2 separate regions of the Homo sapiens genome follow, and region 1 is linked to region 2. A link is an interaction called in ENCODE POLR2A ChIA-PET data of the cell type or tissue named here. Cell type or tissue: OCI-LY7. All regions are shown on one strand. Each heading gives the region's core, and the rest is flanking DNA. Links, peaks and the distances in the headings are about the cores only.

What was found. Peaks named below come from ENCODE experiments on the same cell type or tissue, not always from the same donor. Only the 100,000 strongest peaks of a DNase experiment are listed, where the experiment ranks them.
Region 1: POLR2A ChIA-PET joins it to region 2 with 7 read pairs; 3 of 35 experiments call an interaction of 5 or more read pairs at or near these places.

Annotation. Positions count from the first base shown.
Region 1 is chr11:121,392,561-121,398,814 of GRCh38, reverse strand. No RefSeq gene overlaps it. Among named protein-coding and RNA genes, the nearest start is that of SORL1, 57 kb to the left of the region's middle. In OCI-LY7, for the core only: no CTCF peak of the experiment used is centred there; DNase peaks (open chromatin) are centred at 3,834 and 4,747; H3K4me3 peaks cover 683 bases; H3K27ac peaks cover 2,273 bases.
Region 2 is chr11:121,566,975-121,573,228 of GRCh38, reverse strand. SORL1 (sortilin related receptor 1) reads right to left here. Exons shown (of 48, transcript NM_003105.6): 22 at 6,116-6,254; 23 at 2,959-3,072. Among named protein-coding and RNA genes, the nearest start is that of SORL1-AS1, 120 kb to the right of the region's middle. RefSeq lists enhancers at 1,484-1,983, 1,984-2,485, 2,946-3,115, 3,226-3,275. In OCI-LY7, for the core only: no CTCF peak of the experiment used is centred there; DNase peaks (open chromatin) are centred at 3,048 and 3,368; H3K4me3 peaks cover 1,606 bases; H3K27ac peaks cover 4,000 bases.

The DNA.
Region 1 (6,254 bases), core at 1,510-5,509, 170 kb after region 2:
CTGAGCCAAGGTAGGGGCAGTGAGAATGGAGAGAGGTAGCCAGGTGAGAAGCATTAAGGCAGCAAGTGATTGAACATAAGGGACAGGGAGGGCTCCTGAAGACCACTATTTGGAGGTGTCTGTATTATTTAATACTTAGATGAAAACAGGTCTAACAAAGATCCAAACATGACTTAACAAGATGGGAATTTTAACCTGGTAGAAAGTTCAACTAGGTAGAAATGCTCTCTTACTTAGTGCAATGTTTCCAAGGCTGAGAAGAGAAGATGGGTCCATTGTATTGGGAACTCAAGCTCCTTCTACTTTATTCTTGGTTTGTCTACATGATCAGAGAAGATCCATCATGACAACATTCAAGGCCAGAGTCAAGGGAGAGGAAGAGGGCACACCCCAATCCTTTTAAGGAAAGACCCCTCTTAGATTTTGACTGATCCCTCTTGTTTGAGCAAGAGGTGGCATACATCGTTGCTGCGTTTATCTCATTGACCTGAACCTAATTTCATGACCATAGTAAGGAGAAGTAGAAAATATAATCTTTAGTTGGACAGCCAGGGGCCCAGCTTAAACTTCTACTACCAAAAATCAATGGGAGAATGGACACTGGAGAGATAAGAGCAGTGTCGACCACAACTGTTATGGATCCAGTTGTTAGAAAGTTCTGTATTCAAAGAACTGTCTGCCTCCCTGACACTCAGTGATTGACCCTACACCAGCACTTTCAAACAGCATAAATCTACTTCAATTTCTACATGATAGCCCTTGAAATATTTGAAGACAATTTTAAGTTCCCCCTAAGACTTTTCCAGGCTAGACATTTCAATTTCCTTCAATTACTTATCATATGACATGTTTTTCAGACTCTCATGATCCAGGCTGATATATTTTATTTTTTTTTATTTATTTATTTTTTGAGATGGAGTCTTGCTTTATTGCCGAGGCTGGAGTGCAATGGCGCAATCTCAGCTCACTGCACCCTCTGCCTCCCAGGTTCAAGCAATTCTCCTGCCTCAGCCTCCTGAGTAGCTGGGATTACAGGCACATGCCACCACACCTGGCTATTTTTTTTTTCTTTTTTTGTATTTTTCGTAGAGACAGGGGTTTCACCATGTTAGCCAGGATGGTCTCAATCTCCTGACCCCGTGATCTACCCACCTCGGCCTCCCAAATTGCTGGGATTAAAGGCTGATATATTTTTAAAATTTTATTTTTATTTTTGTTATTGTCTTTTATTTTTATTTTTTGAAACTGGCTGTCACTCTCTTGCCCAAGCTGGCATGCAGTGGCGCGATCTCGGCTAACTGCAGCCTCTGCCTCCCAAGCTGAGGCCATCCTCCCACCTCAGCTTCCTGAGTAGTTGGGACTACAGGCACACACACCACCATGTCCAGCTAATTTTTGTATTTTTTGTAGAGATGGGGTCTTGCCATGTTGCCTAGGCTGGTCTTGAACTCCTGATCTCAAGCAATCCTCCTGTCTCGGCCTCCCAAAGTGCTGGGATTACAGATGTGATTCACTGCACCCGGCCTGATGTATTCTTTAAACTCTGATTTGTTCTGCCTTTCTTAAAACGTGGAACCAGAATATGGTGCATTAGGCAACATGAGTAAAATAGGACTATCATCTTTTCTGTTCCAGAGAGAGTTCCTAAATTAATGTAACCTAAGATTCTGTGTTAATGCTTGAATTATACTATTCACCCATGTGGAGTTTGAGATCAGTGAAAGAACAGCTCTCTCTCTCACACCTAGTTCAAGTTAGGACTCCAGCTGGTATTTATGCAATTCATTTTATAAGGTTAAAGGCAGCATGTGCACAGTTATCCCTACTACTTTTTAGGAGATGGGGTTTTACTAATGTTGCCCAGGTCAGTCTCATACAATTGGGTTCAAGCAATCTTCTCATCTCCACCTCTTTGAGTACCGGGGACTACAGGCGTGCACCACTGTGTCCAGGTGTATTACTTTTTACCTTACTACTTTTAACTTAAGGTTCTAGGATGTCAATAGGGTTTTATGACCTAATCTATTACCTATAACTTAGAGCATATATTTAAAGAAGTAAGAACATTTTAAAGAACCAAAATAATGATCAACTCTAGGAAAGACAAAAAGTTATACAACAAAGGAAACAATAATAGTGTACTACTCTTTTTAGTTTCCTTAAGAGTATCCTACTTAATACTACTACTGCTAATACTATTAGCTATACTACTTAATTAAAAGTATCCTACTCTTAATTCACTGATAGTGTACCACTAGTATACTACTATTAATGAATAGTAATGAATGTCATTTATACAGCTATAATAGTAAAGTACTGAGTACAAATTAGCAAAAGCTGAGATGAATAATAATGAAAGATGAAATGAGATAAGAGCATGAAATTCTCATCTTCCAAAATAGAAAGACGAATAGATATCTAAAATTGATGCACCAAGATATAATTTGTATAAGCAAATTATTTACAAGTACAGAAATAAACACCAGAAGAAATAGCTTAAAAATGGAAAGTAAGAGGTCTGGGGAGTGGGCTGGGGACAGAAGGCATGCAGGCAGGGGACAGCTGATTTTCCGTCTGTCCTTTTGCTACCATTTCACTTTTTTTTCTCTTTTTGCTATGTGCATTTATTACTTTGTAAAAATAAACATTAATTTAAAAAAGAAATTCAGTTTAGTTTGAGCTGCTCAATAAGCCCCAGTTTAGGAATCTATTAATCACTTTTATGTGTCATTACCTAACATCTTAATACAGGAAGGGGGAGGAAGCCATTTTCTATACAATTTAACACTACCTTTGGTATGGAGTTATCGCTTGTGTCAGGGAGATAAATTTAATCACCCCTTTGGTGTCCTATTGTTATGAAGTGACAAAGTTAATGCAATTTATTCAGCACTCTTGGAAGTTTCATTATTAATCTGTCACTCATGATAAGGCTCTAATTTTGTGAAATGACTTAATTTTTCTTCTTGGTTTTAAAATCATATTTATTCTAGTTTGCCTTAAAAAAAATTCAGGAATTCAAATGAGAAGTTCAGATCGAATTCCCTAAACTGCTTTAGTTCAGGGGGAAATAAAAACTTTCCTTGGTGAGAAAATTTGTCATTTACTTCTCCTAAAAAATTGGCATTTATTTCTACACTTATTTACACCTTTTATTCCTATTTTTTATTTACACTTTTTATTTCTATTTTCTTATTTACACTTTTTATTTACGCTATTTATTTCTCCACTTATTATAAAATTCAGGCGAAAGAATCCTTAATAATCACCCAATACAGACTCTTTATTTGGCACCCAAGTGAACCATTGCAGCAAGGAAGGTTAGAATTACATCAGTATTGTAATGATGCTACAAAGTAACCAGCTCCCTCAATGATCCAATTTTTTAGCTACCCATCCTATTTTGGTGCTTTGGATTTTGGCTCAGGTTGTAAGACAGCCTGAATGCTCTCTTACACCACGTGCTGTGGGTGCCTAGTTAATATTCCCTCATTCCGCAAATATGTACTTGGTTTCTGTCATGCGTACAAGACAGTGGATTGAATGGTAAGCCCAATTCTCCATTTTGAGAAAAAGAACATAGGAGTTTACATGAGACCTGGGACTCTTCACTCCTTTGTTGCCCTGTGCTGGGTATACAAATACTCCACGTGGCCAGGAAAAGATTGAGGTGTTCACAGCAATCTGTACTTGCCCTCCTGCCCCTAAGGAGGAGAGCAATTCTTCAGAAGAACACTGACAATTGTCCCCTAAATGGACTCTCCTTTGTCAAACCAAGGTTACCAGAGTTTGTGTGGGAGGGGTAGGGTTTTGCACAAAGTACCAGACACAGGAAGTTACATGTGTGCCCTTGGGATCTCTGCAGCTGTCTAGGTGTGCATGTAAATGGGCCAGGACCAGCTGCCTGGGGTAAAAGCTCTCCCAAGCATTCCAGTATGGAGTGGTGAAAGGGGGCAAAATGGTTATACGGACAATAATGCATTGGATAATGTGGAAAATTCGAAGTAACTCCTTTTTAGATCACGTTCTTTTTGCTGCTGTTACCACGTTACTAGCGAAGTATTGAGGAAAGAACACACGCTTTGAAACCAGACAAATCTGGGTTCAAATCCCAGCCTCCCACCTTAACCCAAATGACACTGCACAGATTACTGAAGGGCTCTGAGCTGCAGTTTCCCCTTCTGTGAAACAGAGATTCTGTCCACCTCATGTGTTGTATGTAAAGCTTTGAAACACAGCAAGCAGCCAATCAATGGGAGATATTAAGTTGTGTATGTGGAACACCAGCAGGATTCAGTATAAAACTTGTAGACAGGAAAGATGTCATCAAGAACATTTGAGCTTTTTTTTTTTTTTATTGAAGGAGTGATAATTTTTCTAACTCTTGGTGCACTCTCGCTCCTCTACAACTTGCAAACTTAGCCCAGATTTCTGACAGGGGCCTCTGAGTAGCCATTGCCAATCAGAGATCATGTTCCATTTTGTCATCTGTCCCCAGAGTTCTATCAAGTAAACAAGCGAACACCTCCATGAGCTGGGAACCAAGAAGTCTTCCTACCTGTGAACTACTTTTCGATGGTCTCGAAGTGGTATTTATTTGAAACCAGATTGGTGTACAGCATTGTTTGTACCCATCTTTCATGCAGGCTGCCGCCCTGCCCCACCATGGAAGGGAGAAACAATAGCCAGGAGGCAGGCAAAAGACCAAGGACTTCTCAGGCAGGGAGAGAAATGCAGGTGGTTTTGCGGTCAGGATCAGAGGGGACACAGGAAGGACTGCAGGACAAAGGAAGTTGCTGTTTAACCACTGCATGAAATGGAAACTGTTTTGAACTTTCCTGAGAATTGGACATGGAAAGAAAAAGAAACCAGACATAAGGGGAGAAGAAACCATAAAGGGAAACTTGAACATAAAGGAAAACTTGTTCAAGTTTTTTGTGTGTGTGTGTGTGGAGATCTCATGCTTATCTAAATTGCGGCAGCTTTCAAGGCCAGTGCAAATGCCCATGCAGCTGGGAAGCCCAAGTTATCCTGAGCTATAATCATTTGGGTAAGGGGGATACTTACTCCCTTTTATCCCTAGCTCAGAGTACACGCGCACATCCTACGCCAGCACCAAGCACAGTTATGGTGGCCCACAAGTGTGCAAGAAGGTCCTGGGGAATTGTGGCCAGAGTGTCTGGAGATGAGTGCTTGAAGCACAGACAGGGCCAGCAGCCCACTCGTGCCTGGTGAATGGCTCTAAAGCCCTAGGTGCTGGAACCCACAGTTTCTGGACAGGCACAGCACACTCATGTATCACCCCCACACCATGCTTCTTCTTGGGGTCTGCTGCCCCTGGCACTTACAGAGCCATGGTTCAACCAGAGTCCAGCTCTCAGGAATAGACACCCTCAGACTCAGGGTCCTTTTTTCCTATCTGCTTCTTGGTTTCCTACCCATTCCCTTTTTTGGCCGCACTCTCAAAAGCCCTTATTCTTCTCATTAACTTTTTTTTGTTTCTTTGTTTTTTTAGCCATAAAAGGGCTTGATGGATCTCTAAATGAGCTTGATGGTTGATGGTGGGCTAGAAAGTTTGTAAATCCTTGGCAACACCCTAATACTTGTTAGCCCCCACAATTCCTAGAAACTCAATCAGATCTCTTGCCAGAGTAAAACAATGTTTCCAATCTTTCTGAATTGTCATCATCCCCTAGGGATGGACAAAGGGACTTTTTTTCTAGAGAAACACAACATAAACAAAATAGAAACAAAACAAGAAAACCCCCACAAACAGATTCCTTTTTTTTTTTTTTTTTTAAGAGATAGGGCATCTCGCTATGTTGCCCAGGCTGGCCTCGAACTCCTGGGCTGGAACAATCCTCCCGTGTAGCTGGAACAACAGGCATGCTCCACCATGCCTGGTCCACAGATAGATCCTTAATAAACGACTGCAAGCTAAGTCTGGTGAGTTACCTTGTATATATCCACATACATTTATATAAATGCTCCTTATCTCTTAGGAGGGCAAGGAAATGCGTCCTCATGTATTCTACCCTTTCTCACATAGCATTGTAACTTACACCTAATAAATGCTTTCTAAATATCTGAATTCCTTCTCGTATCTATATTGACATGTCTTTATATGACATGTTTTCCAGTCCCCTCATCATTTCATTGCTATCCCTGGCATGCTCATCTATGTCTGTAGCCTTCTTCAGATGAGGCCCTTGGAAGAAAATTAAGTATTTCAGCTGTGATTTGACCTGTCCGGA
Region 2 (6,254 bases), core at 1,527-5,526:
CCAGAGCCTATTAAATAGGATGTAAATATAATGGGCTCTAAACAAATGTCACTTCTCTTCCTCATCATTCCTCATGTCCTTCTGGCATTAGAATGGATACAGAATTAGATTTTTCTTCCTCTCCTAAGTAGATATTTCCTGTGCTTAAGCACAATCCCTGGCACCCCGTGAAACACCCTCCAGGAAAGGCGAGGGGAAGGCAGGCTGCTCTCAGGAGAGTGAAAGGCTGACCCAGGAGGTAAAATGTGGCAGAACAGAATGCTGGCACGGGGGAGGGGTTGTCGTGCACGAAATGCCAAATAGCAATGCTGCCGTTAGACATCCTGGCAGCTCTTATTTGAGGCTCCATTTCTTCTCTGTAATTGAGCTCGTGGTGGGAGGCAGGGGATGAATGCAAAATGACAAGACTGCAGGGATTCGCGTCAAAACCCTGAGTGCCTGACAGTCACCCAGCTAGAGGAATCTGTGTAAGAGGGAGGGAAACCCACTGACAACACCCTCCTGCATCCCGGTGTCCCCCCTCCTCCACTGCTCCCTGGCAGCTGGCAGGGTGCCTCACTTAACTCCCCACATGGCAGTACTCAGTCACTGCGGTCCAGCTCCTGCAGCCCTGCTTAGAAACAGGGAACCTCTCTCCTCCACACGCAACCTCCTTGATGAGGGAGACACACATGCAGGCACAGATAAGCCCCTCTCTCTTGACTCCCAGTCTCTGAGTTTTAAATCCTTCTGGTTCCTCCTCTCCACGCCTCAGCTCCATCTGACATGTGTAGACCTGAGCCAGGTGAAACAGGGAGACGACGGAGCAGAAAGTAGGTCTCGGGGTCTCTGGAAAGTGAATCCCAGCTGACATTCACGCCAAGCTGGGAGGAGGGCAGGGCCAGCTCCATCCTTCATGCACAACTGTGCAGTCTGCAACAGAGCTCAGGGGCTGGGTGGGAGGAAGCCATTGGAGGCAGCAGGTGCCTCCCAAAAGATGCAGGTCTTCATTCCTCTCAAAACTCGGAGCCAATACAAGATTCAGCTTGTCCATTTAGTAGAAACCAAGCCCAAGGGCACAAGGAGGAATGCTCTGCCACCTGTGTCCCTCACTCTTGGATATGAGGTCATCTGGTTTGTATCTCCCTGCTTCCACTGTGCCTAATTATGTCTGGGCAATTTCCTTGTAACTTGTTAATTCTAAGAAGCATCTTCTATCCCACCCAGATATGTAATAAACTCCTTTCCATTATCTGCTTCAATGCTGTTAATAAGCATTAATGTTTTTAAAGAGCTTTGGCTATTCCCCCACAAATATCACACCTTCCTGCAACTCTGATAAAGGAGGCTTTATAGGCCTTATTTTTTGCAGAAAAGACACAGAGAGGCTAGTGCTTTCCCAAATCTGCCATTCAGCAAATAAGCTCTACTCCCTCGGTGTGAAAGGCACCCTCTGAATCCAAGGGAAAACGATTAAGGAAAGGCTTTGTAAATAACCCTCTATCAGCCAAAAGGGGGAGTCTATAGGATTGCAGGGCCCAGATGTGTTTAATGAGCTGGATATTTCACAAGTTGCTTTCTGGGTGAAGTGGCAGGGGAGCCGGGCACAGGCCCCACGGATGACTGGCTAAATGAGTATCTAGAGCTTCCCATTAATCTGTTCTTACAGTACAAATGGGTAAATGAGCCCCTGGGTTGCCAAAGGTAAAATATATAAAAGAGAAGCCTCTGACTTGGTTCCTGCTTCTGGTCTCTCTCCATCAAACGCATTCTGCCCACTACTTATCCTTCCAAAGATGAACTTTCATCACATGACATCAGTGGTTCCCAACTGCTTCTCCGATAAAGTCCACAAAGCCCTTGCTGTCCTGGGCGCTGCCCACTCATCTAACTTCACCTTGGCCCCTGTGCCCATGCCCATTCTCCATAACTCAAACCAGTTTCCTGGCCATGCCAGCTTCCCCACATGCTGCTCCCTTGCCTGTGAATTGATTCCCTCCACCTCTGCTTGGTTCACCCCAGACACTCTCCAGAGCTCTTTGCTAGGGCCTGCCCAAGTTTGCTTTGGGTGCCCATCCTACATGCATATGACACTTCCGCATCGCAGTGCCCGTCACTCTACTGTAACTGCCTATTTTTCTGACTCCTACTTCAGACTGTGAACTCCGTTTCTGCCTTGATCGGCAATATATATGCAGGCCCAGCACAGAGCCTGGAACACAGGGTGTATAGCAACTGCTTGTTGAGTGAGTGCATGACTGACAAAAGGGCAAATCATCTCCTTATAAGATAATGTCGAAGCTATTAAAAATTAAGTGAAGAAAAGATAGTGAAAATTCATGGTTAATAAACTATCTGTTATTTGTGGTTGTTTGGTTTTAACTTCTGCTAACCACAGTCTTATACTTTAGAAGTCAGATCTTAAAAATTATACAGCCTAAAGATGACACTTACATGGCATGTACACCAATGGCCCCACACTGTAGGCCAAGCTATGCATTACTAACCAATGAAAACAATCTCTCTTGAGCCTGGTAGGTAGCCAACATCAACCAACTGGAGTAAATACTCATTTCCCATCCCTAAAAAGGCTGAATATTGAATTTCCAAATCAAAGAATATCACCTGTTTACTCGCCCCAAGTCACCAGCTTTATTACAGAGCCACAGCCAAGATTAGAGCCCAGATTGCCAAATCAATTCAGTTTCAGCCATGTGACGTTTATTTATAAATCTCTTGTAACGAGTGGTACTTCTGGGGTGGTTAAAAAAATATTATGTATATAATATTAATCCTATATATCTAATATCTACCTGTGTATGGAAATATGTTTTCTCTGTCATCTAAGCCCCATCAACTTAGATGGGCATCACCAATCATGGGTGGCCCTCGCCCTAGACCTTAGGCCCTCAGCCTGGGAAGAGCCAACCAGGCTTCTGAGTAATGGTAAGTGCTTAACGTCCAATCCAGAAGACTCACGGCAGTTTCTCTCATCGCTCATGTCTCCACAGTCGTTGTCAAAGTCACACCACCAAATGCTGTTGATACAGTTCCCGTTGCTGCAGCGATACTGGTTGCGAAGACAGGTGTTCTCTACCCATCAGAGTGCGGCAGGGGAGGAAATGAAACCAATATTATTCTTACTGCTGGACCACAGGTCTTTCTCTTTTGAGTTTCCCTCCCTTTAGTAACTATCGGGGGAAATTCAGCCAGATATCGGGTGAAATTCACCCCCGATATTTCACATAGGTTCTTTTCTATTTTCCCTAAGTGTCGGCCGGTCTGAGAAATAAAGGGACAGCGTAAAAAAAGAGAGAAATTTTAAAGCTGGGTGTCTGGGGAGACATCACATGTCGGCAGGTTCCGTGATGCCCCCTGAGCCGTAAAACCACCAAGTTTTTATTAGTGATTTCAAAAGGGGAGGGAGTGTACGAATAAGGTGTGGGTCACAGAGATCATGTGCTTCACAAGGTAATAGAATATCACAAGGCAAATGGAGGCAGGGCAAGATCACAGGACCACAGGACGGGGCGAAATTAAAATTGCTAATGAAGTTTTGGGCACGCATTGTCACTGATAACATCTTATCAGGAGACAGAGTTTGAGAGCAGACAACCAGTCTGACCAAAATTTATTAGGCAGGAATTTCCTCATCCTAATAAGCCTAGGAGCACTACAGGAGACTGGGGTTTATTTCATCCCTACAGCTTCGACCATAAAAGATGGCCGCCCCTCGAAGCGGCCATTTTAGAAGCCTACCCTCAGGGACGCATTCTCTTTCTCAGGGATGTTCCTTGCTGGGAAAAAGAATTCAGCGATATTTCTCCCATTTCCTTTTGAAAGAAGAGAAATGTGGCTCTGTTCCGCCCGGCTCACCGGCAGTCAGAGTTTAAGGTTATCTGTCTTGTTCCCTGAACATTGCTGTTATCCTGTTCTTTTTTCAAGGTGCCCAGATTTCATATTGTTCAAACACACATGCTCTACAATTTGTGCAGTTAATGCAATCATCACAGGGTCCTGAGGCGACATACATCCTCCTCAGCTTACGAAGATGACGGGATTAAGAGATTAAAGTAAAGACAGGCATAGGAAATCACAAGGGTATTGATTGGGGAAGTGATAAGTGTCCGTGAAATCTTCACAATTTATGTTCAGAGACTGCAGTAAAGACAGGCATAAGAAATTATAAAAGTATTAATTTGGGGAACTAATAAATGTCCATAAAATCTTCACAATCCACGTTCTTCTGCCATGGCTTCAGCTGGTCCCTCCGTTCGGGGTCCCGGACTTCCCACAACAAGTAACATGATGGTAAAGGGGGAGGAGGAATGCCAAGCACACGTGTCTACAGGGAAGGAAATGTCCCATACTAGCCTCTTGCTTTCCTCTTTTAGTTAAAATCAAAAGAGAGGAGGAGGCTGGAAGAAATATTTAGAAGCAGATACAATGCTTTAAGAAGGATAACCACAATACCAGTTGAGTCTATTGGGTAGTGAATACAGTACATCAACATTATAAAATACTAATTACACACAGAACTCCTTAATGGACTGTGTCTACACAGAATTAAAACATACAGATTCAATATATCTATAGGTATGTTTTTATATACATAGTTATATATATCCATATATATTCTATCTATCAAGCAAATGAGTTATGAAGATTTTCTCAATACTCTGAGAAATTTTTCTGCCCCATGACTACTTTAAAGCAAGCAATTAAAATTCCTTACAGAAAAAAAATGTATAGTTTGGCAAACTGCATCAAGGACATGCGATGATTGGTCTCATATTTGGATAATCAAAGGCATTCTAATGGGAAATATGGAGTAGCTTTCTTCCCCTTCTCTTGGAATTTAGTGTTGATTCTATTTCTTTCCAAACAGTTTTAAGATTGTATCCATAGCCTGAAAGAAAGTCTCTTGTTTCTAAGAAAGAAAGGCTCATCTTTTTTCTGTTTATATTTCTTAAGGAAGATTGACTAAAAGGCTTGTATTGTGTGTTTCACTGCCTTGGACTTGGGCCGCTGTGAGAAGCAGGGTTAGGATTACAAAGCAAATAGAGTAGGCACAGTGGCTCATGCCTGTGATCCCAGCTCCTTGGGAGGCAGAGGAGGGAGGATCCCTTGAGCCCAGATGTTCAAGACCAGACTGGGCAACAAAGTGAGACCTCGTCCCTATAAAAGAAATTAGCTGGGCTCGTGCCTGTAGTCCTAGCTTCATGGGAAGCTGAGACAGGAGGATCCCTTGAGCCCAGGAGTTTGAGTTGAAGCTGCAGTGAGCCGTGAATGTGCCAGCCTGGGCAATACAGCAAGACCCTGTCTCTTTCTTGTCTCTTTAAAATATATATAAAAAAAAAGGCAAATAGAATCACAGATAAGGAAAAGCAGAAATTCTGGCCATCAATCCATGCACTTCATGGCAAGGTGCCCTTGCAGGGGTTCACCTCACTCACAGAAACGTGATGCTGGAGGCGGGGGAAGTGGTGACAGTAAAAATTACACAGGAAGGAAAAACTTTTTAAATTTCGGAGGAAAGAAATGTTAAATCTCTATATTCAAATTCAGAGGGGGAGTGGGTGTAAGGCTGCTCTTGCTGCTTGGTCATGGCATAAGGTCTAGACTCAAAGTGCTTTGCAAACATTGGTCTGAAAGTTCAGGACACACTGGGCTAGGCTACGGTGAGAGGATGGACAACCGTTAGGTGAGAGTAAACGCGGAAGGAGTCACACTGGTTATTTTTCCCAATCAGGTTGGTCCAACTTATGCAAAACAGGAGCAGGTAAGAAACCTGGATGTGAGGGATGGGTGAGGAGAGGAAGAAGCAAAAGAATAAAAAGGGAGACCCTGAAGAAAGCCTGTGCCATCTGACATGAAACCAAAAACCACAGCTACTACTTAGAAAGGTACAGCATAGGCCTGTTCTGAGTGAGGACTGAAGGGCCTCTTTGACCCTTACCAGGACTTAGAACCCAAACCAGTATTCTTATGAGTATCTGGTAGGTTTGATTTTTACCTTGGACTTTTTCCAATAACACGAAAAGGTTAGGAAACAGAGAGCTATCCCTCCCTCCCCTGGCGGGGAGCAGGAAACAAAGGAAGGAGGATGACAGGCAAAAAAGAAAAAGGGAAGTACCTTGTTTGACACAGGTATTGTTCTTGAGCTGATAGCCCTGAGGGCAGTCACACATCAGGTCCCCTGATGGAAGCACACTGCTGGACACATCCTCTGGACACCTGCAGCTTCTACTGTTGTTGGCCTTGGGCAGGCACAG